2 separate regions of the Mus musculus genome follow, and region 1 is linked to region 2. Evidence: chromatin loops called from intact Hi-C (ENCODE). Cell type or tissue: heart. All regions are shown on one strand. Each heading gives the region's core, and the rest is flanking DNA. Links, peaks and the distances in the headings are about the cores only.

The links. A loop is a pair of places that touch in the nucleus more often than their neighbours do. Peaks named below come from ENCODE experiments on the same cell type or tissue, not always from the same donor. Only the 100,000 strongest peaks of a DNase experiment are listed, where the experiment ranks them.
Region 1: it touches region 2 in a loop (3-fold over the local background); 2 of 42 quality-filtered maps call a loop at or near these places.

Annotation. Positions count from the first base shown.
Region 1 is chr3:31,093,545-31,096,630 of GRCm38, forward strand. It overlaps Skil (SKI-like), which reads left to right and starts at 1,514. Exons shown (of 7, transcript NM_001039090.2): 1 at 1,514-1,613. In heart, for the core only: no CTCF peak of the experiment used is centred there; DNase peaks (open chromatin) are centred at 297, 627, 1,177 and 2,057; H3K4me3 peaks cover 2,500 bases; H3K27ac peaks cover 2,500 bases.
Region 2 is chr3:30,791,618-30,794,703 of GRCm38, forward strand. It overlaps Sec62 (SEC62 homolog (S. cerevisiae)), which reads left to right and starts at 1,259. Exons shown (of 8, transcript NM_027016.2): 1 at 1,259-1,766. The coding sequence starts at 1,731. In heart, for the core only: no CTCF peak of the experiment used is centred there; a DNase peak (open chromatin) is centred at 1,674; H3K4me3 peaks cover 1,884 bases; H3K27ac peaks cover 1,696 bases.

The DNA of each region.
Region 1 (3,086 bases), core at 207-2,706, 300 kb after region 2:
GGGTTAAAAAAAAAAGGACGAAAAATCCTCAAGCACAAAAGTATTCCCAATTGGACAACTGCAAATGTAGACCCAAACATGAGTAACCCCGAAGCGGTAAAATAAACCCGGCGAGAAAAGGAAAAAAAAAAAAAAAAAGAAAAAAAAAAGGTGGGGTGGGGGTGGGGTGCGCCACCGTCGCCGAAGCTCGAGTTCCCTAAGTCTGCGCAGTGCTACTCGCTGCGCTATTTCAGTTCCTGATCCTGCGGTGGGGTGGAGAAAAGGGGATTTCTTGGTGTTTCGAAATATGACGGGCTAGCTTCACAGAGTTGAATATTCGAGCTATCCTGGATACGTTGGCTAGGAAGTCCCCTCACCCACCCCCGCCGGCGGTTCGAGGTGGCAGCCGAAAGTGGTTATCTTCCTCCACCTCTTACCGTCTCTGGAAAAATTAAAAAGAAAGAAAGAAAGAAAAAAACACACCCGAAAACACCAACCAAAGTGCTTAGTGAATCAGAATGGGTCACTTATGGAGGCTAAGAGCAGCTGGGGCAGCAAGATCTGTCCCCGCGGTGCGCAAACCGCGGACTCTGGGGCGATGGCGGCCGGGTCAGGCCACCCCAGAGCGGCCAGGCGGGGCTGCTCACCGGCAGCTGGCAGGGCGGCCGCGGCGGGAGGCCCCACGGGGGCGAGAGGCCCCGCGACGTCGGCACTGGGCGGGGGGAGGGTGGCAACACTGGGAGCGGGGAGCACGGGGGCAGGTGGTGGCGCTGCGGGGGGGGGGGCGGTGGCAGCGCGGGGGCGTCTGCGCGGCGGGCTCAGCCCGGGGGTCGCGGCGGGGAGCCACCCGCAGGCCACCTCCGGGGCGGGGCCGGGCGGCCAGCTGCGGCCGCGGGGGTTGAGGGGGGCTGCTGGCCGAGCCTGACCTCGGGCGCGGCCAGCTGCCGGGGTCGCGCACAGTGCAGCCCGCCGCGCCCTGCCCCCTCTCCCCCTTCTCACCCCCCCCGCCTCGCAGCGCGGCGGCCCGGCGGCCAGGGCGCCCCCAGGTCTGGCCCGTCGCCACACGGCGGCGGGCGTGGCGAGGGCGGCCCCAGACAGCCGGCTGAGCGACTCGAGGAAGGAAGGAGGGCGGCGGGGGTGGGGCCGAGGGAACATCCTGTCTGAGCCGGGCACCGCAGACAGCGCCGTGCGCCAGCCGCCCAGACGGCGCGCCGGGCCAGCAGCGCGGGGTACGCGCGAGGGGGGCGGGGGAGCGGGAGCACGCGCGTGCGCGGCCGAGGCGCCAGGCGCGCGCCCCGGTCGGGGCTGGGGACGCGCGCGCAGCCTGCAGTGTGCAGCCCGCCGGGAGCCACAATAGGCCAGACGGCGCGCGCGCCCGAGGGGCTGGCTGGCGCGGGGCCGCGCGGCGCCGCTGGCTTCGTTCCCTCCCCTCCCCCGCCCGCCGCCCTCGCTGTCCCCCGGGCGGCCGGAGACGGCGGCGGCGTCTGCGGGAAGCCGTGTCTCCGCAGTGACGTGGGCGGGCCGCGGGCCGGGTGACGTCAGAGGCTGTGTGTAGCGATGTGTGTGGGGTTCGGAGCGGCGCCGGCACAGCGAAGGCGGCTGGCGAGCGACGGCGACGGCGACGGCGGGCACAGGTGCGGCCGCAGGTCGCGAGGGGACGCGAGGGGCGTGCGGCCTCTGGGGGCGCTGAGGCGGCGGCGGCGGGGGTGATGGGGAGGGCACAGAGCCCGGGGGTCTGCCCGGGCGCGGAGGGCCTGAGTGGGGCGTCCGGGATGCGTGGGGGTCCCGGGCGGGGTCGCGGGCACAGGGCGCGCGGCGGGGGTCCCACGGGTGTACAGGCCTCGCGGATTCTGGGACGGGTCAGCTGGGAGGGGATGGCGGTGCACTTGACCCGAGCCGCCGGGACCCAGGAGACCTGGACCCTGGTCATCGCCGCCATCCCCCGGCCGTCTGCGCTCGGCGGGGATGCCCCGGGCTGGCCCCAGCTCTAAGCGTCCGGCGACGCGGGCTTCCGGGCTTGGCGCCTAACCTGCCCGCGCCCCTGTGGGTGCCACGGCTCAGGGTGGGTCAAGTGGGGGGAGGCGCAGCCCTGGGGCGCCTAGGTAACCCTAGAGAACTTCCCGCGGGCCGGGGGCGTGGGGTATTTCCACCGGCGGCCCCCGCAGTGGGGCGATGTGGGGAGGGCACTTAGGGTGATCCCAGTCACAGAGGTGGGGGTTGGGAGGACTCCTACTTCCTCTGCCCCCTCTCACCTCACCAGACGCCGGGAGTCCCCTGCTTCCCTGTCCTTTGGGTTGATGATGAGTGGGTGTCTCTGCGTGTGCGCAGGGCTGTGGGGGCGCCCCTGGTCTAGGTCATGCCTTCTGCCCTTTTCCTTGGCTCGCCTTGGCTGAGGTGTCCCTGTAGTGGCGAAAGTCACAGTACGGTGGCTAGGTGGCTTTCGTCCATAATTCTCTGGGTTTGTGTTAACATAAATTGCTGGGAGTTTAGAAGCAAAGCTTTTTATTTGTCGGCTTTTACTGGGTTTTCTCCAGGGAGGGAAGTGGATGAATACTCTTTTTCGCCACTCTGCCTCCATTTGCATTCTTTGTGAGGTCTGTCTGCCTTGTGCTTTTTGTCCCGGATTAGTCTTGCTCATGGATGGAGATTTCCAGGCGTGGAGTCTTACAGCTTTTGGCTTCCATTAGGCAAATTCGCTAACCTTTTAAAGGGAAAGTTTTTTTTTCTTCTTCATTCCAAAAAGATAGTATGTATGAATGTACTTGAAGTTTAGTTGCATATGGTAGGTATATTAACATGTATCTTGGGGGGTGGGGAGACCAGAAACTACAGGTTTTTTTTTTTTTTTTTTCTAACGAGAAAGGATTGTTTTTTAAAATTTAAATGGCATGCATAGTTGAGAAAGCCTCTGGTACTGAGGTTTGGTTATTCGTATTCTAAATTTGTGTACTCGTCCTTGTTTGGAGAGGCATTATTTAATGCTTCTGTTACCCACCGTCTGGACTGCTTCCTATTTAGATGAAGTTTCTTTTAGATAACTGGTGTTAGGTTGGAAGAAACCACCCAAGTGTTACCTTTGGTAAAATGAACTGAGTTGAAGATTAAGA
Region 2 (3,086 bases), core at 174-2,673:
AGTTTTGTATAGATAAACCCAGTCAACATTGTATCTTCTGTCCTAGCACCTATAATATAATCGTAGTTCCCTTTTTATGACTTTTGGTTAATGGTTTTACAACCTTTTGGAATGTGCTCTGAGTAGTAGAGGCAATTAACTGGTGACAGAGACTGGCAGAGTTCTCATTGCAGTTTTGACAGCTTAATACATACTGGTACAATTTTAGGAATCCTTACAGGATCATCATTAAGAATTAAGTCATCCATTTGTCTATATAGCATCCCTACAAGACAGTACATCTCTGTAGATCTGCAACTGCAGAGATCTGCTCAAAGAGGTAGGCTAATACCTAGTGATTGTTATATATGTTTAATAATAACAGGAGAAGCATATTAATAGTAGGAATCTTTCCTAAAATTATTTTCTCCTGGGCTTTGCCTATGGGAGCAAATCTGTCACGGATTATGTTAATCTGAGGCACACAATCTCAGGGAGATCATCTGCTAGCTATTAGCTTGTCCTGACAATCATCTGGGTAGGAAAGGCTAGAGAAAACAAGATATTGTATGTTCCAAGTTTTGTGTTAATACGTAAGAATTATTAGTTCTCCCCTGCTTCCTGACAGCAGAGCCAAATTACAGATCTCTTGAGAGTAGAATTGCATAGTTAAAAACAAAAACCACCAACCTTCAGCTATCTTAGTATATAAATGATCAGGCATCAAAGTACTGAGCTTTGCTTCAACTACATATTATTATGTCAGATATATGAAATAGAAAACTTTAAGGATTTTGAAATTAAGTTTACAATGCAAAACTGAAAAAAAAAACCACAACAACAAACAGGCTACCAGGTTCCATGATGTTTGGGGGGGAACAGAGAAGACTTATAAATTCAACATACACACACATCCCATGTACACGCAAAGTGGATATAAAGGACAAAAGAAATTTAAAATGATTAACTGACTCAAGGGATAGAATTAAACTTTATTGGTTTTATCTTTTCTGCATTTTTTCAACTTTCTTACAGCCACAATGTCATCAGAACTTGTACCTAAGCACTTAACTACCCATGTCTTTGGTCTAGAAAGTTCTGGAATAATAGTCATATAGCAGGTCGTCAGAATAGTCATATAGAAGTGGCCTGCAGTCTACTGCATCCCAACTAGTCTTGCTCCTTTCCACCTTAACTTCCCTGGGCTCATCCAGCCTTCTGGAGTCTAAGGATGGGTTGTGAGGTGTCACGTGAGGAGCGGACATTCCAAGGCTTTGGGGACGAGCTGTGTTTAATGGAGTCAGACTCTGAAGTTGTTTTCCACCTTTTAAGGGGAACTTGGCGGGACTGAAGTGGGGTGCCACGGGGCTCGCTGGGGCAGGAAGCGCCACAGGTGACGCTGTGCGCCCCGGTGGTCCCGGCGGCGTCAGCGACTCTGAGGGGCGGGGCCCGGGGATCTGTGTTTACACGCCAGCCAGGTGACTCGGGCGTTCAGTCAGGGCTGAGAGCCGACGCGACTTGCCAGCCTCCAGCGCTCTGACTCACGTGGCGCCGGCCTCCGGGACCAGAAGCAGAAGCAGCCCGCGTCGTCCGCCACCGCACGGACGGCGGGAAGACCACGGAGGCCGCCCCCAGCCCAGAGCCCGCGGCGGGTTACATAACGGGCCGCGAGCCGCCGCGCTCTCGCGAGATCTCAGCCGCCCCCTCCCCGACTCGCTCCACGTCAGAAGGAACCGGGCGGAGCGGCCAACATGGCGGAACGCAGGCGACACAAGAAGCGGATCCAGGTAGCTCGGCGGGGCCGTGGGACCGGGGACGGGCTCGGGCGCGCTGGGACGAGGAGGGACAGGGGGAGACGTCCCGAGCGGCCGGACGCCCGGAGGCCGTCTCCGCGGGGTCGCGGCGCCGGGATGGTCTCGAGGCGGGACGGTGTTAGCGGCCGCTCGGCCGAGGGCTCTGTGGTGCGTCCGGGGAAGGAAGGAGGGAGGGAGGCGCGGCGCTCGAATCCCGCGTCCGGCCCCGCGTTCCTGCGGCGGAGGGCTCGGGCCTGCGCGGGGAGCGCGGACGCCAGGCGCCGGCCGGCCTCCCTCCCTCCTCCGTGTCTCCCTGGCGTCCCGATATTAAGGCCACGGTAGCTGGGGTGGAAGGAGGGCTGACCTGCGGCACCGCCGCCGGTTCTTTGTGCTTGCAGACGGTCGGTCGGTCAGCTGGCCCCGGGCCGCCCGGCCCCAGGGCTCCTTCCAGATGTTAAGCGGCGTGTGCCCTCCATTCCCCTCCCAATGGCTCTTTTAACCGAATAGCCGGGCTTGAACCTTGCCGGCTTTCTTCCAGGCGACACGATGTAAACAAACCCTGCCCGGTCAGTGCTGCAATGGGCTGGTGGCACCCAGAAACCTTCCACATGCCAGCTTGTCAGCCTCACGCCCTACATACTGTGCCTCCCTCATCCCTTATGAATGTCACCTGAGCATCTCTTCCCCGCAGTTTTCGCCCTGTTGGGTGTCCTTTGTTCGATGCACCTTAAACATGGATGTGAGCGCCTCAAGAGCTCACTCAGAAACCAAAGGCCTAAGTTGATGGTCTCTAGTAAGTTGTTAATATGTCAGTCACAAGTTGTTACACTCATTCTTGTCTTTCTGTTCCCCACGTAGGATGTCTTTTTCTGTTTTCCTTTTATATCCATTTTTTTAAAGACTTATCAAGTTATTGGCCTACAGGCCTTTTGAACTATGTAAGTTACAGTTGAAAACAATTTTAAATACTGTGGGAAAGATACCAGTGTTCAGTGAGTGTGGAAGTTGGCAGGTGTGACAAGATAATTTTGAACAGGTTACAGAAGGGAACTAGAGACAGATTCCAAGTTCACATAGGTTTTTAAAACCAGAGTGTCAAGACAATAGAAATTTCTAATTATGCTATTCCCAGGCTTTTGAAATTTAGTATTATGGCTTAATATGGATACTTACTTTATTAGAATTTGTATTGAAGTTGTTAAATTTGTGCTTCCTGCTCTCCTTATGTTTACCCTTGGCAGGACAAATTTGTACTTTTTTGCTCTTTACTACACATTATTTTACAGTTTTATCTGCTTTTCAATATTGCCATAA